Linked DNA regions of Mus musculus: regions 1 and 3 are each linked to region 2. The links are chromatin contacts, found by Hi-C or POLR2A ChIA-PET in ENCODE. All regions are on one chromosome and are shown on one strand. The core of a region is the stretch at or near the end of the contact, and the rest is flanking DNA. Distances in the headings are between cores, read along the strand shown. Region 1 holds the start of Higd1b (HIG1 domain family, member 1B). Region 2 overlaps Adam11 (a disintegrin and metallopeptidase domain 11). Region 3 holds the start of Gjc1 (gap junction protein, gamma 1).

Region 1 (3,308 bases), core at 104-2,603, 56 kb after region 2:
GCCCTTCTCAGTGCATCCTGCTCTGTCCCCACGGGCTAAACAACAGCTGCAGCTTCTTCTAGTCAGGGATGCCAGGATGGACCATCCATGCTTCAGTCTCAATAAAGGGTTTCTGATCAGTCAGTCCCCTGGAGGCAGCCAGACATGGGACAGATCATGACAGCACGACTTATTATTAGCTATGCATCTTTGGACAAGTAATTTGCTCTCTCAGAAGCACAGAACCTTCTTCTGTGACTGACAAAATACCTGGTCTAGGCAGATTCACACTTGTGTCTGTCAGGAAGACGGAGTAAGCAGTATTCCAGTTGTTGCAAACCACTGAGAAAAGTCCCCGATCCCTGCTGGGTGTGGTGGGGCAGCATTTGGGAGGCAGAGGCAAGTGGATCACTGTGAGTTGTAGGCCAACCTGGTCTACACAATGAGTTCCAAGCCAGTCAAGACTGTACATTGAGACCCTGTCTTAGACGAAAACAACAAAAAGATCCTTTGATTCTCCGAACTCCTTCCAACTGGGGCTGAACCTAGGGCTGCCCACTGGCTAAGTACGTTACCCCTGAGCTGTACCCTAAGCCTTCCTCACCTCTTTTCAACATTTTTCTCTGTGTAGCCTTTACTATCCTGGAACTCTCTCTGTAGATCAGGCTGGCCTCGAACTCAGCGGTCCACCTGCCTCTGCCTATGAGTGTTGGGATTAAAAGCATGCACTACCACCATCTGGGTTTATTATTTTTTGAGACAGTGGGTATGTTGCCCTGGCTGGCGTGGAACTCACAGCAACTCACTTGCTTTCTGCTTCCTGAGATCTGGCATTAAGGTGTGCACCAACACACCTATTTTTTTGAGACAGTCTCATAAATTGTCCAGGCTAGTCCTGAACTCACTCTAGCCAGGCTACCTTTAAATCTGCAACCCTCTCATCTCAGCTTCCTAAGTAGCTGAGGTTCCAGGTACAGTTCTGAAGGGGATCAAGACTAAGGTCAGAAAGCCCTACAACTGAAACATCTTAGACTCCACATCGCTCATAGGAGTTTAACGTGGGGGAGGACCCAGGAGTCCCGTCCATCTTTGCTTCTCTAGTCCTCCACAGCAGTGTTCACATGTGCACCAACGGGCTTATAGCAGTTAAGGTCTCTCCTCTATCAGGTCTAACCTTACTTTGCTACCTCTGGAGCTCAGTGTGTGTGTGTGTGTGTGTGTGTGTGTGTGTGTGTGTGTGTGTGGTGCTCAGTGTGTGTGTGGTGCTCAGTGTGTGTGTGTGTGTGTGTGTGTGTGTGTGTGTGTGGTGTGTGCATTTAAGACTGATGCCGTTCTCTCTCCTTCCTGCTGTCATAACTTCAAAGACACTGCTTCCCTGACCCCATAGTGACAACTCTGGCATTGGCTTTTTATTGATTCAAAGCAGCGGATGCTGAGCCTTGGTCTGGCTGTTCATTCTCCACTTTCTAGCCATCTATCGAGTACGGTAAGCACGGGCATGCTGAAGGAGCTGGCTCAGTCTTTATCCTGGGATTGGCCTCAGAGGGCTTCCTACTGTACCCCTCCTCTGAGGACTGGGACTGTAGCTATGATCAGAAGAGACATTTTTAGGGGTTTGTAAGGAGGTCAGGAAGGAGGCAGAAGTTGGCAAGCAGTTTGAGGACCAGAATTTGTTCCTTTAGTCTTAGGTGCAAAATATATCAATGTCTTGCCATTTGCATCTGCTCTAGTGGTCTGGTTAACCAGTGTTGCGTCTGTCAGGGACAGCTCTGGATCCCCAGAGCCAGATCGTGCTCTGTAGCTCCCTTAGGAGCAACTATCAACAGATCCATGACCAAGAGGGCCCCAAGATTCAAAGACTGTTCCAGTCTACTCTGGATTTTTCCAGCTGTTTTTCTTGGCCAGAGGATCACACCCATCGGGATGCAAACCGAGAGCAGGAAGCAAGCGGAACAGTAAAGTCAGATGAACCAGAGGAGAGGCAGATGTCACGGACACGAGGACGGTAGCTTCGAGCAGCCCAAACCCTTGCAAGAGAACACCCAGAGGGGTATCTTTTCAAGTGCAGGTTGTGCTGGACATGGTCAGGACCTGAAGACTAAAAGTCAGAGTCCTTATTGTGGGCTATCCTCTTCTAGAAGTGGGCTAAAGCCTAGGCACACAGCTGTTAACATCTGGATCCAGGATCATGTCTGCTAACAAGGGCTGGTGGGTGCCACCTGAGGGTGAGGACAACCTGTCCAAGAAGTTCCTAAGGAAGACCAGGGAGTCTCCACTGGTGCCTATAGGTGAGTAGGGGAAGAACAGGGTTGGGGTGGAGGCCTCCTCTCTGGGACTTCACGTCTCTTGTTCCTTTTAAAGAATGAGGCACTGGTCAGAGAACTCAAGTGGTCCACCCACTACACAAGGAACAGTACAATTAAAGAGTCTGGATGGGTGGTGGTGGCACCGGGCAACAAGGTGCTAACAGCAGCCTCCGGATAGGGGGTCATTTTTGCAACCTGGGATTGCCTCAGTTTTCCTTCCAGGCGCTAGAATATGAAAATGTATACAAAAAGGTGGAAGCCAGGAGTGGGTGGAGGTGGCGGCAGTGTAGTCATGACAACGAACTACCAGCATATGGGGAAGGGTCATCATGAGGATCACAGCTGCATCAAAGAATCTACTCAGTGCCTGCTACCCAACCTGCACTGCCCCGAGGGGAGCCAAGGGACCTTGGACTTGGACACATGCCCAGTGATCGCATTCTCTGCCCACAGGTGTAGCAGGCTGCCTGGTGATAGCAGCATACAGGATTTACCGGCTGAAGGCTCGGGGTTCTACCAAGCTCTCCATCCATCTGATTCACACCAGAGTGGCGGCACAGGCGTGTGCTGTGGGGGCCATCATGCTTGGTAAGCAGCATGGTGGAGGCAGAGGGAGAGGAAGGACAAAGTGGAGTGTCCTTAGTTAACTGGTCCATGGCTCAGGTCCCTGCTTCACACACTAGGAAGTAGTCACATCACTTCCTTAATGAGCCCCTAAGCAGAGGCCTTTCTCTTGGTTCCTCATTGGTCACTGTTGCTGGGCCATGGGACAGTATGAAGACAACCTGCTTCATGAATTTTCCCCAGAGATGAGAACCCGGAAGAAGCAGCAGTTACTTGTGAGCTATGACTGTGGGCTAGTCCCTTTCTCTGGGCCTCAGTTTCCTCATGCATAACTACCTCTGACTATTCCACTCAGCAGGATACTTTGTGTGCAGACAGCAAAGGGCTCAAGACCTGTCAGAGTTGCTCCCCCAGCCAGCTGTGTGACTGGCTGTTTGGAGCAACTTTGGGACCTGGGGC
Region 2 (3,351 bases), core at 331-2,830:
ATGTAGCCTCCATCATCACAGACTGCCACAGCTCACGTTGGGGCCTGGACCGGTGCCTGGTGGGGACAGCTGGGTGGCCCCTCTTCAAAACCAGGCAGCTGGAACCAGGGGAGTAGCTCCCCTGGACCTCACGGGAAGGGGCTGATCTACATTTTCTCTCTCTCTCTCTCTCTCTCTCTCTCTCTCTCTCTCTCCCTCTTTCTCTCTCTCTTTCTCTCTCTCTCTTTTGTTTTACTACTTAATCTTAACTGATGAATGTAACCTTTGGGTTGCTTGGGGCCAGGGGGCAATTGTAGGGATGTTTTGACACTTACAGGAGGGCCTCCTGGGCCCGAGGCCTTGAGACCTCCCACATCCCTCCCTGGGAGGCCCAAACGAATCCTGTCAGGGAACCCAGCTGGGGCAGGGCAGCCCTGCTTGCCCCACCTCTGCCCAGCTTAGTAGAAGTCAGAGTGCTGATTCAAACCAAAGCTGCCTGTCCCGTGCCCACTGCCTAGCTCATGGGACTCTGTCCCAGACTGTCTTCGATTCCAAACTGACCATCCTGTCCCTGCCAGGGTGCATGCATTCGGGGGTATAGAAAAATATAGTCCCTAAAATAAAACTCCACCTTTCCCCTTTCAAGAAGGGTGATTCTGGGGCTGTCTCAGGGTTCAGGTGCCCCCTGATGTGGCCTGGCTGTTCTGGAGCAGGCTATCGTAGCAGGGAGGACTCTCAGTAGGGAGAACCAGGGGTGGCCCTGTGCCCCAGGGTTAGTGCCTGTGATGTGTATGAGGAGATGGGGAAAGGGCAGGCCTCGTGGATGGTTATAGGTGACTAGGAAAATTCTCAAGTCCTCAATCCATACCCACCCCCGTCACAAGTTTTATTCACCTGTAGTCTAGGGCTGAGTAGTAAGTTTACAGATGTTCCTGTCTGCCCTCCTGACTGGTCCTTGCTGCCGCCCAGCCTGAGAGCTGGACCAAGGCTGGCAGAGCTGCTCAGCCCTCCCACAGTCCAGCAGGGCCAGCCTTCACAACCCTATGTGAGACACACACGCTCTGGCTCCATGCCCTAAGAGCTGGCGGGGCAAGATAGAGCAGGCTCTCTTATGGACGAAAACCACAATGTAAGGAAGCCCCTTCTAGGGGACACCCCACTCAGGCTAAGTAGTAGTTCTAGGTACCCCAGAGACAGAGGGTTACCCGTTTGTGTACCTCCTATTTCTGAGGACTCTTCAAGGAAGGCTAATGGAGAAAATGGCTTCATTTATCTAAACCAACCCAGTGGCCGGCACCTTGGAGCCTACGGCCCACTGGCAGCTTTGGGGGTAGCCAGATGGTGTTGGCCACAGTGGGGTCCTCAGTGCTGAGCCCCAGGTGCCACTGTCCTAGTGACAACAGGACAGATGCAGGCCACCAGCCCCACTAGCTGAGGTCAGGGGAAAGGCTGCATTTTGCATTGTTGCTGGGATACCTCGAGACCTCCATCAGGTGGCACATGCACACACAGGTGGCAGTGCACCTGGGTGCAGACATGTGAATCCACGCCTCTGCACCACTGTGAAGGCCTCTGCATACAAGGGCATGACCATGTGTGTCCTCGTGTCCTTGGTGAAGAACACAAGACTTCCTGTGGCCAGTCCACCCGAGGCGTCCAACTTCCTGCATCCCCTTGCCCCACCCTAGCAGTGCCTGGCCTGGCAGCACCTAGGAAAGAAAGAGAGGAGGGGGGCTGCATTCACCTGGCCCAGACCTGGGTCCCTCCGCATCCTGTAAATATGTCATCTGGGCTGGGTTGGGGAGGCAGGGCCCGGGGCCCACATTAAAGATTAAAGATCACATTCTGGGCTTCCATTGAGCTCACACCAACCCATGTCTCTCCTCTCTCTCTCTCTGTAAGTGATCGCTCTGAGTCAGTCCTTGCTGTCCAGACTCTGGAGTTGTGACAACTCGGCTGCAGAGAACAAGAGCACCTAGGACAGTTGGGGAAGCAGGAGGAAGGGGTGTGGTTTCCCTCAGTAAGTGAGGAAACGGGCAGTGGGCGGAGGCGAGGTCCACCCTTCCTCACAGTCGCCACAAAGACACTGCCTGGTTCCCAACCAGTAAAATTAGAGATGGTGGGAGCAGGCAGGAGGGGGCCTATGAAGCCAGAGAAGCCTTGGGACTTGACTGACACTTACCTTTGTTCCCTTGATCCTTGGCAGGGTGACAGTGGGCTGAGATAGAACCATCACTAGCCAAAAGGCCAAGTATGAACCTGGAACCTCCTGCTGTATTCCTACTTGGGAGGCAGTTAGTTTGGGGAAATGGTTGTGGAGAGCCACGGGAGGTGCCAATCCGCTGAGAGGAGACTGGAGGGAAGCAGTGGGTGAGGGAGAAAAAAGAGGGGGAAAGACAGGAGAAACCCCATCAGGCTGCAGGTACTGGCAACTGGTCCAGTATTGTAGCTACCTGGGTTCATAAGCAGAAATAGGGTGCGGGGTCACATCTAACCTACACTCTCAATCTGCCTGTCCTCTGCTCTCTGGCTGTCTCATACCCCCAGGACAAAGAATATCTCAGCGATGCATCTCTGGAGGCCCACGGCAACTTCTTCCCATCCAGTGCACAGGAGAAGGGCACAAGCCATCCCCAAACCCGACAGTCAGCCCCGACAGCCGAGGCTCACCCCGCTTCCTTGCTCTGGGCTGGAGCATCCTATTTTTAACTTTCTCCATGGTTCCTGTCTCTCAGATCATCCGTCTCCCTGCTTAACCCTTTCTTGGTTCCCAGCTTTTGTTCGATGTCCCAGAAGGTGATGAGCATGGCAGCCGGCAGGCAGATAGCCAGGGCAGGCAGAGGGCACGGGCACTCCATTCTGGAAGACAAGCAGGGTCACCACCTTCTTTACACAGTGAGTTCCAGGTCAGTCAGGACTACGTAGTGAAACCCTGTCTCAAAGAACGGAAAAAAAAATACAGATTAAAAATCCTGTTTGGGCTGGGCGTGGTGGTGCACGCCTTTAATTCCAGCACTTGGGAGGCAGAGGCAGGTGGATTTCTGAGTTTGAGGCCAGGACACCAGGGCTATACAGAGAAACCCTGTCTCGGAAAAAAAAAAAAAGAAAGAAAGAAAGAAAGAAAGAAAGAAAGAAAGAAAGAAAGAAGAAAGAAAAAAAAAAGTCCTGTTTGGATCACCTCCCATACTGTGTCTCCATCTCCCTCCTTCAACTACTCAGTACTCCTCAGGTGGGACTTCTGGGCGAGCCATTCAGCTGTGCCTCTAGTTGCATCTCTGACTAACAGTGCCCCCACTGTCCCCTCACCTGTTGCAGATGGCCAGGAAGGATCCAAGCAGGGGTCAGGTAGCCCCTCTGTACCTCACAGACGCT
Region 3 (3,310 bases), core at 737-3,236, 39 kb after region 2:
GTTGAATGAACTACCTATAACCCATCATTCTGGAGAGTCAAGCAGTAGGGAGTTCAAAGCCACCCTAGGCTGCATACCAAGTTCCAGATCAACCCATGCCACACAATGATAGCCAGCTTCAAAGAATAACATTAAAAAGTAAAATGTAATCTTTAATGAGATCATCTCACTGTTGTAGGAAACACTTTGGTTAAACACATTCCATGGGTCTGTAAGCTAACCCTTTGCCAAGGTGTACTGAGAGCCAACTCCAGACTTTGTAAAACAAGAATTTACTGCTTGTATGTGAGCCAGTATTCAATACCTCCTCATCCATTCTTTAGCAAAGGAACAGAACTAATAGGATGAAACCAATGTTTTGGAACCATAACACATCAGAACACATTTGCAGAACTTATAATGCCAGTTTTCTCTCCAAAACGCCCTTTGCCTACTCTGCACCCGAAGATCTGGCATCACAAATCGTTTTACCCTTTACCCCGAAGACTGTTCTAATTCCTTTCATTCTGCCATTACACAGCCCTTAAGAAACTCAAAGTAGCTGCAAATAAATCCTGCTGGCCCCAAACAAAACCTGCAATTTTTAACAAAAACTCACAATTAATTTAGTTACAAGCTAAGCAATCAAATTCGTGGGGCCTTTTTTGTTTCTCTTTGTTTTGCATTTTTTGCTCTGAAAAATACCTGCAAACTGTTTACAAGGGGGAAGGATTAATCCCCAAATTACATTATTAATCCTCTTCCTACAGTTACTCATGTACTACAGACAAAATGATTTCTGCCTAACAGAACTAAAGTCTTTCGTTTACAAGGCTTTTTGTACAGCGCTTTCACATATATCCACTTGTAAGGGTGCACAACAAAAGCAATAACTTTTAGACTTAAGACACATACAAGATAACTTATCCAGAATTTGGTCTACCTTGAGTTCCTCGATTGCACCTAGTGTGGACGAGAACAAAATAAAGCCCGAGCACAATGAAATCTGTGGCGTTGCCAGTCCCCGAGGACCAAAAGGAAAATGTCTTCAAATGACAAAAACCAAACTCATCCCACTTCGCAAAAGAAAAGCAATCCCAAATAATCCGCAAAGCGGGGACCGGCGGGGGAGGACCCCAAATTCTAAACATGGGTCATGTAAATCTTTTCAACTCGAAACTCCAAACGCGGCAGCCAGCCCAATCACAGCATTAGCGCCTCCTCTCTATTTTCAATCTGGAGACTCAACGAAGAACAATTAAAAAAAAAAAAAAAAAGGCCACAGCAGAGCTCCAAAGTTTTCCGAAGTGAGAATAAAGTCATCTCAAGTAAAGAAAAGGCGTCCAGCAAGAGGCGACGGGCCGGGTCCTCCCGCCAGCCCCTCTCCCGCTCCGCAGCGCTCGAACCAAACCTCCAGTAAAAAAGGGGGGAAAAAGAAACCTCCGAGGGGGACAGAGGACCCGCCGGAGCCCGCAGCACGCCGCCGAAGAGCGGCCCAGGCCGTCAGACAAAGACGAGCCCGCCCAGCGCCAGCCCGGCCGGGTCCCCCAACCGCCCCGAGGAGTTGCGGGAGCACCGCCGCCCGCTCCCGGCCCGCCCGAGCCGTTTCCCTCCCAATTTGGGAACCGCGCGCCTGGGGACAAAGAGGGCGGGCGCGCCGGCGGCGGGACGCGGGTGGCGACGCCCCTCGGGGCTCGGCGGGCGCTCCTTCCCGCCCTGCCGCCCCCAGGAACCCGGCCCGCCGCCGCCGCCGCTTTCGAGGCGCCTCAGAGTTCGCCCGGCCGCGCCCGGCCCGGGGCCCCTCAAGCCGCCGCTCACCCGGCGGTGGGCGCCCCCGAAGCCGCCTCCTCCGCCGGGCCTCGGCCCGTCCCGCCGGCCGCCGCCTCATGGGCCCCGCGTCGCCATCACCTTCGCCGCCTCGCCGCCGCCGCCACCGCCGCCGCCTCCTTCGCCTCAGCCTTCAAGCCGAGGCTGAAGCCGCTCCGGCCGCGCCCGCCGCCTCCCTCTCTCCCGCTCCCGCCGCCGGGACCCGCGGGGAGGCGCCTGCGCACTGCGTGCCGCGGTGGGGGTGGGGGCGTCCCGTCTCGGCCTGGGAGCGGGGGCGCGGCTGCACGTGCGCCTCGAGTGGGAGGGGGCGCCCGGAGCGCGCGGCCCCGCGCCGGCGCCAACTTTCCGTGACCGGCCGCGCGCGTTCCCGGGCGGTCCCGTACGCGGCGGGGCGCGCGGTGGCGGGAGGACCCCTGCGCGGGGAGCCCCGGTGGGCGGCTGACTTCGAGCGCCGCGGGCTCATTTCCTGTGGCGTGATTCCCCGGAGGAGCCGGCCAGTGACAGCGTGATGGAGACACGCCTCACCTGAGTTTCCAGGGTCGGACCGCAGAGCTCCACCGTTATCTCGTGCGCTAGGTCAGGGCCTTGGTCCAGCGGATCTCGGGATGCTCATGGCCGTTCTAGGCTCTGCTCTGCAGTTGCTCGAAAAACCTCCGGGGCTTCTCGGCCAACCATCCCCGCCTGGTGGAATCATGGTTTTTACAGGCGTTCTGCATAGTTTTGAGGTCCTGGATTTCTCGGATTAGTAAGACCCTAATAGGCCATTTCCTCTTAACTCCTTGCATCCCAGCGGGATCCCAATTACAAGACTTGAAATGCACATGGACAGGAATTCCCCTGGCCGAAACTGCGGGTTAAGAAAAGGAAAACTAGCGGGAGAGACGGCTCAGCGGCTATGCAGTTTGTACTACTGTTGCAGAGAATCTTCTACACCCACGTTGTGTGGTTCACAACCACCTGTAACTCCAGCCTCTGGAGGATCCGACTCTCTCGGGGCACCTATATCGATGTGCACATACCTACACATAGACCCAGAGACACATAATTAAAAATAATAAAAAATAAATCTTTATTAAAAAAGAAACGAGAAATTCCCCTAAATACTTTAACGAGATTGAGACTGGGTGGTGAAAGGCAGTTTACCAAAGAGATGGGAGGGGAGGGCCATTCCTGTACTCTAGAATTACAAATGGATAGGCTTTTTAAAAGTTTTGCCCCTGGACAGGGATGAAATTAAACACTAACAAGTGAGGCGACTTGTGGATCAAATTTCTCCCGAAGCTAGGTCACAGGTTGGGATGAAAAGGGATGGTCCATTGCCTACCCACACCCTCCGAAATTTTGTTTGGTTGCTATGATGTGTGTGGTTTTTTTTTTTTTTTTTTTTAGGAAAGTGCCCAAATTTTTAAATCCTTTTTTTTTTTTTTTTTTTTTGGCTTCTCTCTAAAAATCAAAGAATGTGCTCACTTTGAGCCTCATGTTTCATTTTTGATATTTTGTTTGA

What was found. Hi-C counts contacts between places; a loop is a spot of excess contacts on that map. ChIA-PET counts read pairs that join two places held with the same protein, here RNA polymerase II (POLR2A).
Region 1: a loop to region 2 is called in a map of T-helper 17 cell, with 2.1 times the contacts of the local background. The contact joins the promoter of Higd1b here to the enhancer-like site in region 2. A Hi-C loop is called at or near these places in 7 of 37 maps with a recorded cell type or tissue (CH12.LX, Patski, T-helper 17 cell and 4 more). POLR2A ChIA-PET finds 5 or more read pairs at or near these places in 4 of 5 experiments (Patski and embryonic stem cell).
Region 3: a map of heart shows a loop between it and region 2 (5-fold over the local background). The contact joins the promoter of Gjc1 here to the enhancer-like site in region 2. A Hi-C loop is called at or near these places in 16 of 37 maps with a recorded cell type or tissue (Patski, adrenal gland, gastrocnemius and 2 more). POLR2A ChIA-PET finds 5 or more read pairs at or near these places in 4 of 5 experiments (Patski and embryonic stem cell).

What each region holds. Positions count from the first base shown.
Region 1 is chr11:102,834,496-102,837,803 of GRCm38, forward strand. It overlaps Higd1b (HIG1 domain family, member 1B), which reads left to right and starts at 1,354. Exons shown (of 4, transcript NM_001357580.2): 1 at 1,354-1,465; 2 at 2,118-2,267; 3 at 2,739-2,873. The coding sequence starts at 2,168.
Region 2 is chr11:102,778,413-102,781,763 of GRCm38, forward strand. Adam11 (a disintegrin and metallopeptidase domain 11) reads left to right here. Exons shown (of 27, transcript NM_009613.3): 27 at 1-1,850. Among named protein-coding and RNA genes, the nearest start is that of Adam11, 19 kb to the left of the region's middle. Within about 2 kb of position 1,581, at least 3 of the 3 ENCODE cell types and tissues checked have a DNase peak (open chromatin) inside an H3K27ac peak, as active enhancers do; they include gastrocnemius, heart and left cerebral cortex, where a contact is called at or near this core.
Region 3 is chr11:102,817,173-102,820,482 of GRCm38, forward strand. Gjc1 (gap junction protein, gamma 1) reads right to left here and starts at 1,987. Exons shown (of 3, transcript NM_001159382.1): 1 at 1,798-1,987.